Regions from separate parts of the Homo sapiens genome. Here region 2 is linked to region 1. The links are chromatin contacts, found by Hi-C or POLR2A ChIA-PET in ENCODE. All regions are on one chromosome and are shown on one strand. Each heading gives the region's core, a stretch centred on a gene start or an enhancer-like site at or near the end of the contact. The rest is flanking DNA. Distances are from core to core; before and after follow the strand shown.

The links. A loop is a pair of places that touch in the nucleus more often than their neighbours do. ChIA-PET counts read pairs that join two places held with the same protein, here RNA polymerase II (POLR2A). Pooled maps may share reads with other maps.
Region 2: a loop to region 1 is called in a pooled map, with 11 times the contacts of the local background. The contact joins the promoter of ZNF879 here to the promoter of SQSTM1 in region 1. A Hi-C loop is called at or near these places in 3 of 50 pooled maps. POLR2A ChIA-PET finds 5 or more read pairs at or near these places in 2 of 52 experiments (A549 and HEK293).

The regions. Positions count from the first base shown.
Region 1 is chr5:179,816,707-179,822,628 of GRCh38, reverse strand. SQSTM1 (sequestosome 1) reads right to left here and starts at 1,724. Exons shown (of 8, transcript NM_003900.5): 1 at 1,488-1,724. The coding sequence starts at 1,692. RefSeq lists silencers at 1,110-1,289, 1,300-1,559, 1,670-1,919, 3,220-3,399, 5,318-5,387 and 1 more and enhancers at 1,513-2,222, 2,830-2,989, 3,390-3,689, 2,743-3,942, 3,645-4,354.
Region 2 is chr5:179,021,000-179,026,954 of GRCh38, reverse strand. ZNF879 (zinc finger protein 879) reads right to left here and starts at 3,151. Exons shown (of 5, transcript NM_001136116.3): 1 at 3,051-3,151; 2 at 1,918-1,985. The coding sequence starts at 1,950. RefSeq lists an enhancer at 3,022-3,523.

The sequences.
Region 1 (5,922 bases), core at 475-2,974:
ACCAGGCCCATGTCCGTCTTCAACTGTGGGAGATCCCTGCCTGTGACCTGCTCCTGAGGGGCCCAGCCCCACAAAGGCCTTAGACTTCTAGTGGCTTGGGAGTAAAGGAGAAGACAAGGGCATCTGCCTGCTTCCTTCCCTAACAAAGCTGAAAGACACGTATTTGTATGTAGTCTCCATTTGTGACAGATACATATGAGCTGAAATGGCTTTAAAGCACAGCTGTGCAGACCAAACCACGCCATCCACCGAGGGCACAGGTGAGGCACCCAAAGATGCAAACAACCCAAATGTCTGTCAACTAATGAACAGGTAAACAAAACATGGCCTGTCCACACAACAGAATATTATTCCTCCAAAAAAAACTAGTTCTGATATGTGCCACAACACTGAACACATTACACTAAGTGAAAGAAACCACTTGCAAGACTACATTGTCTGATTCTATTTACATGAAATGTCCAGGATTGCAAGATGAATAGATACAGAAAGGAGGTTGCTGGGGGCATGTGGATAAGAGGGTGATAAAAGGTATGTATGGCGTTTATAAGGTGATGAAAAGCTCTCACACTGAATATGGTCCACAAACCTATGAAAATAGTGAAAACCACTGACTTGTACACTAAATGGGTGAACCCTTATTTCAGTTACAGCTCAATAACATCACAATTTTTTTTTTTTTAAGAATAGGAGAGGGCCTGGTATGCTGGCAGCGCTCCAGAGGGAGGTCCTAGCACTGCACCCTCCCAGGGGCCGGCCTTGGCCACCTCCCGCCCTCCTGGCCACAACCACCTCCCTAACCCCACCCCCAGCAGCCACTGGTCACACCAGCGCAGCAGGAAACAGGGCTTCTGTGCCAACACCAACACTTCTGAAGAACGTTCTCGTCCACTTGCCAATGGGAAAACATCTGTACTCGACCTGGCTCGGAGCGTTCCGCCGGCGATCCGTGCCCTTCTCCCAGGCGCTGTCGCGGCGCTCGCGAGTCCCCCGCACCCCCGCGCTTGTTTACCCGCGTCACTCCCTCCCCTCGCCGGCGCTCGCCCGGCTCCTCCAGGGCATTATCTGAACCCACCACCTGGCGCAGCAAGGTGTCAGTGTAACCCGAGTGCCCGCCTGACCACCCAGTGCCCGCGGAGAGCCAGAGCGTTCGCCCCGGCGCGTCCTTGCCAAAATCCCCAACAGCGCGGGGGGTGGAGCGGGGCGTCTGACGCCCCCAGGCTCGAGCCCCCGGCCGGCAGGGCTCCACCGCCCCAGGGGGCCGACGCTGAGCAGCGGGTCCCGGCCTTGGTCACCACTCCAGTCACCAGGCCGGCTCCCATGGCCGAACTGGGGACCCATGCAGGCCACCGCCATCCAGGGAGCAGCCAGCGCAGACCCCCTCACGGCCCGCCAGGCGTCGCCGAGAAGGGAGGGGGCAGCCACCCCGCGGCAGGAGGCCGTGTCCGGCCTGCGTCACCGCCCCCGCCGCTCCCCGGCCCGCTCACCGCGGTAGTGCGCCTGGAAGCCGCCAGGCCGCAGCGCGGGGAACAGGGCGGCCACCCGGCTCAGCAGCCGCTCGCAGGGTCCCGGACCCGCCGCAGCCTCGGCTTCCGCCTCAGGCTCGGGGCTGCAGCAGAAGCTGAAGCGGCGAATCTCGCGCGCCGCGTCCTCCTTGCCCAGAAGGTAGGCCTTCACGGTGAGCGACGCCATAGCGAGCGGCGAGCTGGCGGAAAACGGGCCGTCCCGGTCGCAGCCGCCGCGCGGCTTTTGTAGCGAACGCGGAGGCCCCGCCCCGCCTCGAGAGGGGCGGAGTCTCTCGCGCCCTCCCCGCCCCCGCCACCGTCGTCGCGGCGCGAGAGCCGCCCTGCAGAGGCCCCTTCACTACTCTCCCCTTCCCCGCTACCCCTCGCTCCAGGTCTCCCGGCCCCCTCATTGCTGACCCCTCTCTTCATTGCCCCGGTGCACCAAGGACCCCAGGAAACCGGCCCTGGCACTCATACAGGCCTGGGCTCCAGCCTCTGCACCTGGGATCAGGGTACTGGCGGGGGTCCAGCCCCTCGCCCCTCCCAGGCTTGGGCCTGGCCATGACTCAGCAATATCCTCAGTTGGGGGTACCCAGTGCAGGGAGAGGGGGACACAGCCCCCATATCAGGAGGCTGCTAGGTCGCCCAGTGGGCACTGCTGGCCAGAACAAGCTGGCTCTCAGGTTGCTGTTCCGACCCTGCCATGGTCAGCCTGCCGCGGTGGCAGCCCTCTTACAGCGCATGGCATCCTCGGTGATGGGCAGCGCATAGCATACTCGGTGACGGACCCCGACTCTGGCCTGAGCACCAGAGAAGTTCCCAGTTTAGTAGGAGTGGAGTTGAGAGGTGCTGGAGGACCAGCTAAGGTCTCCTGAGTGTCAGTGGTCGCCAAGTGTTCACTGTGGTCCAAGTGACTCCTTATGGGCTCCTCAATTCAGCAGGTAATGCCCATGGCCCTGTGGGGGCTCAGGCCCGTTGGCCTTGTGGGCAGCCAAGGGGGTCAGCCAACAGCCTCCTCAGCTAGGAAGGAAGAAACACTGCTTTATGCCACCAGAGTAACCTGTCCGCCAGAACTGGGGCAAGGAGAGGGGCAGGACGAGTGGTCACCCTCTGGAGCCTCCCAGGCAAGGTCCTGTGAGTAGGAGGTCAGAACCTGCTGGGTCCAACTCATGCCATTTCAGCCCAGGGCTTGCAGGAGCTGGAGAAACCTCCCAGGGGAGGAAACCCAGAGGGAGGCAAGAGTGGCTGGATGGGGCCAGTCAGGTGCGAAGGTGATGTGTGGGTGTGCGCACAGCAGGGGCTGGTCCACAGGTGTGAATGATCCTTCCCGGAGGGCTCCGAAGTGGGCAAGGCTTCCACCCTGCCCAGAGCAGCCCTGTGGAGAGGGTTCAGGCCTCTCCCTGCATCCGGCGGTGGAGAGTGGAAAATGCCCCAGGGCCTGCTGGAGCCACTGCCTTGCAGACAGGGGCAGGGGACACAGAGGGGCGTGCTGGCAGAGGCTGTGGCCTACAGACAGGTGCTGGCCAAGCGTGACTCAGCAGCCCAGGCGCCTGAGAGCCACGTGGCCCCCGCCGAGGGCCGGCTTTCCTGCCCCAGCCCCCGGCTATGGCCCGGTCTGAGCAGGGTGAGGGACACAAGGAAGGCCTGTGGCTCTGGGAACATAGCTTTGAGGAAGCGCTCAAGGCGCCCCACTCACCCCCAAGAAGGAGCTCCTTTGCTTTCTCGCCATTTGGCCCGTTTGGGATCGCGGGAAGTTTCCGCGGGGGCTAGGGGCATGTGAAGAGACTGGGGGGGGGGCGGGGAGGGGAGAAGGAAGCACAGAAGAGGGAGTCTTTGGGAAGCTGGGGTGGACACCCGGCTCTGGCCCTTCCCCGCACGCCTTGCGGCCCCAGCGGCCGCCCTGCCCCCACGCGAGGCCGAGGCCTCCCGGAGGTAAACAAGGCGCGGCGGGAACCCCCTGGCAGGGCCCTCTCCTCCCGCCGCGGAGGTCAGGTGGTCTGGCCGGCAGTGAGTCAGCGTCCCATGACCGCTGTCGTAATAGGGGGATCCCCGGCCCCTGCTGCCACCCATCTCAGTGACCTCTTACCTGGAGGCTGGGCTGGGGAGTGGCTCCGGGGTCACCGTGAGTCCCCTGAGCAGGAAGAGCGTGCAGCGGCTGGAGCCAGACAGACACTCTCCCCCTTCTCGCCTCTGACTCCTTCCCCTTTCCCGATGCAGTCCCACCCCGCAGGCTCCCCGCGTCCACTGGCCCCTTCCCACCCTCCAGGGCCCGGCGTGCATGCCCAGGGAAGGCTCGGCACCTGAGCCGCGAGACCCACTATGGACCAGCCTCTCATTTCCTCATCTTTCAAATGGGGCTGAAGTGGAAGGATTTGGGCTGCCCTCCCAGGCGATGCCCCGTGGGTGTGCGAGTTGTTTAGCTGCTTTTGGGGCTGTAAGCTGGGGGGTCAGGGCAGGACAGAGACTGCAGGGGGGCTGAGGTGGAAGAGTGGGGAGGGCAGGAGAGGCCTGAGCCAAGCGCCCAGTGGTCCCAGGAGACCAGCCGGGGCAGCCACAGGGGTGGTCTGGTTCTGTCTGTTGCTGCCCAGCATGTTGTAACCACCTCCTCAGTTCCCCCTTCCCCCCTCCCAAATAATCCTATGCCTTGGCAGTGGTGTTCCCAGGTTCGCTTCTTTTCTTTGGGGCGTGGAGTCAAGTGTCCGCGTGGGTGCTGGGGCAGCCAGAGACAAGGCCACTGAGGGATTCAGGCCGCACTGCTCTGGGCCATCTTTAGGGAGATTGACAATCACAGGGGACACAGGGGATGAGTTCCTCTACAGAGGTCCTGGTCTGTGCGGGGGCCTCCAGGCCTTCTGCGCTGCAGCCACTCCCTTCCACTCACATGGGAGGGCCACAGCCCTCCCTTGCCATCTTCCTAATCATGCCAGCTCATTCTACCTGGTGACTTTTCCCTGGCTCTCCCTCTGGTCCAAAACCCTTTCCACTCCTGCCCTACATGGCAACTTCCCACCCTAAATGTCTCCTCCTCAGCGGGGCCTTCCTTGACCACTCCCTAGGAAAAATCCCCAGGCACTGGACATCACTTTTTTTTTTTTTTTTTTTTTTTTTTTTGAGACAGTCTCTCTCTGTCACCCAGGCTGAAGTGCAGTGGCACGATCTCAGCTCACTGCAACCTCTGCCTCCCAGGTTCAAGCAATTCTCCTGCTCCTGCCTCAGCCTCCCAAGTAGCTGGGACTACAGGTGCCTGCCACCAAGCCTTGCTAATTTTTGTATTTTTAGTAGAGATGGGTTTCACTATGTTGGCCAGGATGGTCTTGAACTCCTGACTTCAGGTGATCCGCCCACCTCGGCCTCCCAAAGTGCTGGGACTGCAGGCGTGAGCCACCCGCCCGGCCAGGCATCACCCCCTTTTAGCCCTTTCAGACAAGCCCAAAGCCCAGGCAAGAGGCACGGGGGCCATGGGAGGGGCACGCCCACAAGGGGTTTGCAAAGATCTTTCTAAAAGAAAAGGAGTTCAAGTCATGGACAGACATGGTTAGAGAATTCAGTGATGCCAAGTTGTCAGGCCTGAGAGCCCCAGGGACCCTCTCCTACTGGAAGGCCAGAGCTGCAGAAAGAGGTCCCCTGGGCTGGGCGAATTTCTCCAAATAAATTCAAACATGGCCTGCCTCGGGACGGGGGCGAGACCCTGGGCCCTCAGGGGCACTGAGGGGTCGTCCATGCCGGGGGACATGGCCACTTGGGGGCGGCCCTCGTCAACCGCGGAGTGGGGAAAAGGGGGGAGGGATGGAGGACGAACGCCCGGCGGTGTCTAAAGGCACGACGCGGAGCAGGAACCACAGCCCTGGTCCCCAGAAAGCGCGCGCGGCCCGGGGCAGAACCTGCCGAAGTTCCAGCTCGGGGCGCAAGGGATGTGGGGGTCACTGGAAGACGGGGCGCGGGCCGCCCGTGGGGAGGAGACTGGACCCGAACCCGGCCCACCCCACCCGAGCGGCGACGCCAGCGCTGACCCCAGGCGTGTCCCGGCCCCCGGCGCGGCTCCGGCCCAACCGTGCACGCCCGCGGAAGGCCTCGCACCCGCGTCAGAAGTGGCCTGCCCGGGGCCACCGGCCCGCAAGTCCCCGGTGTTCTCGAGGTCCCTGCCCCGTCCCGCGCGGCTGTAGCCGGCGGGAGGGGCTGAGAGGCGGGTCGCGCTGGGACCTAAGGCGCCGCCCCCTCGCCAGCCTCTCCCTCCCTCCGTCACCGGGTGGCCGGAGACCCGGGGGCACTGCTGGGGTACCCCAAAGCATAGGGCCAGCCTGAGTGCGCAAGGTCCTGAAAAGACGGGGGGGCGGCGACAAGGAGTAGGGAGGGGGGCTGGAGGAAGACGGCAAAGTGACCCCGGAAGGGTCCAGGCGCCCCAAGCCCATCGAAGACG
Region 2 (5,955 bases), core at 1,902-4,401, 800 kb after region 1:
CAGGTGGTGGGCTACATAACCTTTCAAGCCAGAGGAGAAGGCTATGGTCAGTAGTCTCCCTCCCCACCCCAGAAGCTCCTGTTCTTCTATCTCTCTCCTCCTTCACTGGATGGCATGTTACTGCTCTGAACTAGGGCCATCTCCCCTTCTTGAGAGTCATCTTCTTGGCTGGGCACAGTGGCTTACGCCTATAATCCCAGCACTTTGGGAGGCCGAGAAAGGAGGATTACTTGAGCCCAGAAGTTCAAGACCGGCCTGGGCAACATAGAGAGACCTCATCTCTGCAAAAAATAATTTTTTTTTAATTAATTGGGTGTGGTGGCATGCGCCTGTAGTCCCGGTTATTCAGAAGGCTGAGACAAAAGGCTTGCCTGAGCCCAGGAGGTCGAGGCTGCAGTGACGTGTGATCACACTACTGCACTCCAGCCTGGGCAACAGAGTAAGATCCTGTCTCTTAAAAAACAAAACAAAACGAATCATCTTAAAAAAGCTTACTAGAAAATTCTAAAAGATCAATAAGCAAAACAACAAGAAGTGCTCATCTAACTTTCTACCACCAGAAAAAGTTAACTTTTTGCTATGTCTCTTCAGGTGATTTTCATGCAAATATGGTTCTATATTTAAATAAAAATAAAATCACATTATACAAATAACAGCATCCTGGTCACCACTGTTTACATGCTGCCCAGTAGTTCAGTGTACAGATGATCTAGTTTATGTAACTCCCCTAGCACTGGATGTTTAGGTTGTTTGCACTTTGTTCATACTCTAGAAATGCTGAATTGAGCATCCTGTACAGAATCACAAAGGCGTACAAAGCTTATCTCCTTCAGACATATTTTTCTTTCTTTGTTTTTTTTTTTTTTTTTTTGAGATGGAGTCTTGCTCTGTCACCAGGCTGGAGTGCAATGGCACAATCTCAGCTCACTGCAACCTCCACCTTCCGGGTTCAAGTGATTCTCCTGCCTCAGCCTCCGGACTAACTGGGATTACAGGAGCGCACCACCAGACCCACCACACCTGGCTTTTTTTTTTTTTGAGACGGAGTCTCGCTGTGTCACGCAGGCTGGAGTGCAGTGGCATGATCTCCGCTCGCTTCAACCCCTGCCTCCCGGGTTCAAGTGATTCTCCTGCCTCAGCCTCCAGAGCAGTTGGGACTATAGGCATGCACCACCATCCCTAGCTAACTTCTGTATTTTTAGTAGAGACCGGGTTTCACCATGTTGGTCAGGCTGGTCTTGAACTTCTGACCTCAAGTGATCTGCCCACCTTGGCCTCCCAAGGTCCTGGGAATACAGGGCCTCTCTTTTTCAAATTCCCCGTGTTAGGAAGGAATTATTTAACTCCTCCGTGTCTTTGTCCTCCACAGGGCAAAAACACCTGGATCTTTCACAAAGCTCTGGTAGTGGCAGTGGCCTGGCATTGGAGCCCCATTAAATTCTTTGTCAAAAAGCATGAGACTGGGGGCCGGGCGCGGTGGCTCACGCCCATAGTCCCAACACTTTAGGAGGCTGAGGCGGGCAGATTGCTTGAGGTCAGGAGTTCAAGACCAGCCTTGCCAACTTGTTGAAGCCTGGTCTCTACTAAAAATACAAAAATTAGCTGGGTGTGGTGGCACACATGCCTGTAGTCCCAGCTACCAGGGAGGTTGAGGCTGCAGTGAGCCATGTCCGTGCCACTGCACTCCAGCCTGGGTAACAGAGTGAGACCCTGTCTCAAAAAAGGGAAAGAAAAAAAAAAAAAAGCATGAGACAGGCTCTGAGGCAAGGGAAACACCTTCCTTCCAGAGTTTCTCAGCTACCAAGCCCTCTGGTCCTTCCCTGAGCTTCACTGGGTAGAGAAGCTCAACAACAGATGAAGAAGTTTACCACGTCTAGACCCTGAAGGCAGTTCAAGCAAAAAGAAGCCTTCACTCACCTGTACATGGGCTGGCAGCAACCTCCTTGCCATTTCTCCCTCCCTGCTGCCTCTCTTGGAGAAGGCACCTGGAATGGAGAAAAAAGCTGTGAGGTCTTTTCATCCAGCCTGCATGCCCACCCTCATTAGGCCAGACCAGGTTAGAAGCCATAAGCTGAGCACCTGCAGAGAAGGAGCCTGGAACTGCCCAGGCCAGAGGGGCCCTAAGTCCGGCCACTTAAACCAGTGTGGGAAGCAGGTTCAGAGTCACCGGGCCTGCTACCTTTCTGCCAGTGCTTTACGATAAAGACGAAAGGAGCGAAGGGATGAAGACCATCTGCCGTGCCTTAACAGGGTCAAGGGCAGAATCAGGCAAGGCTCATTCAGATAAAGTAATAGGAAATGACACAATATTCCACACATCTGCACTTGGATGTTGTTCAATACGAAAAACAGCAGTTGAAGAACTGATGCTCTTTTTTAGGAACAGCCAACCAAAAATTAGTCCTCTTTTCTTCCTCTTGTAAGATTTACTTCCTTTATCAAAAACAGTTATCAAAGCTGCTTAAAGGTAGCGTTACCCATTCTCCCTGGCCCCAAAAAAACAAGGGCGCAAGAAAACAGCATCACTAGCTAGAAATTGATTTAAAATTTAGAGAAATGGGAAGAAACGTAGCAAGTGGACATGGTTACGGTAAATAAAAAAAGAAATAGTTAAATCACTCTAGGACTGGCTGTAGGAAAACACTGCCAAACGTGCAAGACTGCCAAAAACGAGTAAATCTAAAGTTTAAACTCCGGGAAACGGAGTAGGGGGAGGCTTAAACCCACAAACACTAAGAGCGAAAAACCGCCCGGAGGGCTCCGGACCCTGAACCGAGGCGGCATTTTGCAGTTTCTGTTCTGGAGCCGTTTCCCCCGGAGTCCGGCCCAGGCTGCGGCCCAGGAGTCCAGCGGCGTCGAAGCGCCCTCCCGGCCTCCGCCAGGCCCTTCCCAGGCCACGCCCCCTCCGGGGCCGGGTTCACCTGCCGAGGCCGCCCCGGCTCGGACGCCCGGAGCCGGGGACTCGGCAGACACGCGCAGAGGCCAGCCCTCGTCCTGGTCCCGCCGCGGCAGCCGCACGCCCCGGGCCCGCCCTCACCGGCAGCCTGTACCTGGGCCCGCCTCGGCGGGGGGCGCGCAGCTCCACACCGCACAAGAGGCGAGCGGAACACCTAATTCAGAGACGTTTCCCGTCGCTGCCGGGCGCAACTGCGCCTGCGCGCCGGAGAGCCGACGGGTTTCCCTGGCTGAACCGCAGCGTTTGTCCCTCCGGACTTCATTTCCCAGACGTCGCTGCGGCACCACCACTTACGGTGTCCGAGAGAGAACCACAGCGCCGAGAGCGGAGAACGCGGTCGGGCTGTGGAGTTCGAGAAGGCTGAAGCCGAGTCCCTCAGCTTGGGCTCCAACTACTCTCCCTCCGCTAAACCACCCATTGTATTCGTAATTAGAATGACAAAAATAGTAAGACGGAAAAGTGAGTATGAATTTTTAAATCTGGAAGACTAGCCGCTGCTGATTATTCGCAGGTGGTGACAGAACTATTACAGTCCATTCTGCGATTTTAATTAAAAATGAATTATGTCTAAATTTTATAATCTCGGCCGGGCGCGGTGGCTTATGCCTGTAATCGCAGCACTTTGGGAGGCCGAGGTGGGCGGATCACAAGGTCAGGAGACCGAGACCATCTTGGCCAACATGGTGCAACCCTGTCTCTACGAAAACACGAAAAATTAGTCGGGCGTGGTGGCACATGCCTGTAATCCCAGCTATTCGGGAGGCTGAGGCAGGAGAATCGCTTGAACCTGGGAGGCGAAGGTTGCGGTGAGCTCAGATCGCGCCATTGCACTCCAGCCTGGGTGACAGAGCAAGACTCTGTCTCAAATAAATAAATAAATAAATAAATAAATTTTTGTAATCTTTACATATTTACTGGCACTCAGAGTAAAACAAAAGCATAAGCCTAGTATTTCCCTCTTCATGGCACTCACTTCTTTTGAAGTGACTTCTTTAAAACGTAAAATAAAGCCCAACTCCCAGCGCTATCATCACAACTGCATCCTCGGTGACCGGCACTGTACACGCCAAATACTATGTGCTCAGAAAGTGTTGATTTTTAAAATATCAAACATTAGCGTTTACAGAGACAAACCTAAACACAAAGGGTACTTGAAGATAGAAAATGCAGAGAGGGACTAAGAGATATCAGGTAGATAATATGAAAAAGAAATCTTGGATCACGATGTTACAACAATACAAAGATTATTGCAATGTAAAAATAATTAAATCGAACAAAATGGATGTTTTATATTGTTAAAAGATAATAATGCACATCACTAATCATTAGGGGAATGCAGATCAAAGCAGATCAAACATCCACTGCGATTTCACACTCATTAGGTTGGCTATTATAAAATTTGGAAAAAAAAGAAAACCAGAAAACAATCCTTGTGCCTTAATGGTGGGAATGTAAAATGGTAGCGCTGCGCTGGAAAACGGTATGGCAGTTCCTCAAAAAAAAATTAAATGTAGAATTAACACATGGGCAATTCCATTTCTGGACCATATGTTATTTCTATATTTAATTATTATTTTAAAATAATAATAATAAAGATATGACAGTTATAGACCATTATTGACAAAACAACATAGCATTGAGATTTACAAAGTAAAAGGTGCCAGACTGAGTACCCATGATTACCTCCCTTTTTCTCTTCATATTCTTCAAAGTAACCCCAAACACATATAATTTTCAAAGGAGCAAATCTAATGCAACTCTAGAAAAATACCATCAGAACACCAGAAATTGAGGAAACATTTGGAAGACATGCAGGAGACAAGTGCTCTGATACCCAAAATCTAATAAAAAGATTCAGAAGAAAGCAGAGAAAATGGGGAGGGGGAATAATAACAGATTGATTACATACAGAAATAGTGATAGAGATATAGCAGAAAACACATTCAAGCTGAGGAAGCCCTGAGTCTTCAGAGTAAATAAAATGTAGGGAGTTTGGCATAATGAATGAGCTAGGGTAGGGATGGCCCATAAAAAATACATCCTCGATGAAATATCACAACTCTGAGGATAAATAGGAACCCCTAAAAGTGGCCAGAAAAGACGGAATAAAAGGTTGGCATGTGTTATTTGCTACAAGTCACAGAAGATGGAACTGCTCAAGTTGGCTGAAATGAATAAGGAATAGCAAGAAATCACTGGGGCAGACTCCGGCTAGAGAAGAATCGGTGGTTCTATGATGTCAGCAAAAACCAGGTTTTGGCCGGGGGTGGTGGCTCAAGCCTGTAATCCCAGCTATTTGGGAGGCTGAGGCAGGGCAGTTGCTTGAACCCGGGAGGCGGAGGTTGCAGTGAGCTGAGATCGCGCCACTGCACTCCAGCCTGGGGGACAGAGCGACACTCTCAGAAAAAAACAAACAAACACGTTTCTTCCTTTTCTCCACCCTGATCCTCAGGAGCTGGATGTGATGTGGATATGTAAACAAAATCTAGGTTCTGTTGAGAATTAGGAAGGCGAGAGGATATTAGGTAACCAAGAAAGTCCACTACTCTAGACGAACCAAAGAAAGTGCAGCTGACATCAGGCTTCTCAGCAACACGGGTTCTAGAAGATGGTGTGGAGCAATGTCCTCAGATTTCAAACAGAAAATGATTTGGAATTTAAATAGAGTACTATAGATTCTGTAGAATACTATAACCTTCCAATCTTGCATTGGATTGTGAGTGAAGCAAAGGCATTTGGAGGATGAATGTATTTACATAGATTCCAATTCATAGAGTATCTCTGCTAGAATTAGTAATGAATGTAACTCATTTAAAAAAAGAAGAATCCCGCCGGGCGCAGTGGCTCACACCTGTAGTCCCAACACTTTCAGAGGCCAAAGTGGGCAGATGGCTTGAGCTCGGGAGCGCGAGACCAGTCTGGGCAACGTAGTGAAACTCCATGTCTCCCCACCCCCCTCCAAAAAAAAAAAAACCACAAAAACAAAATTAGCCGGGCAT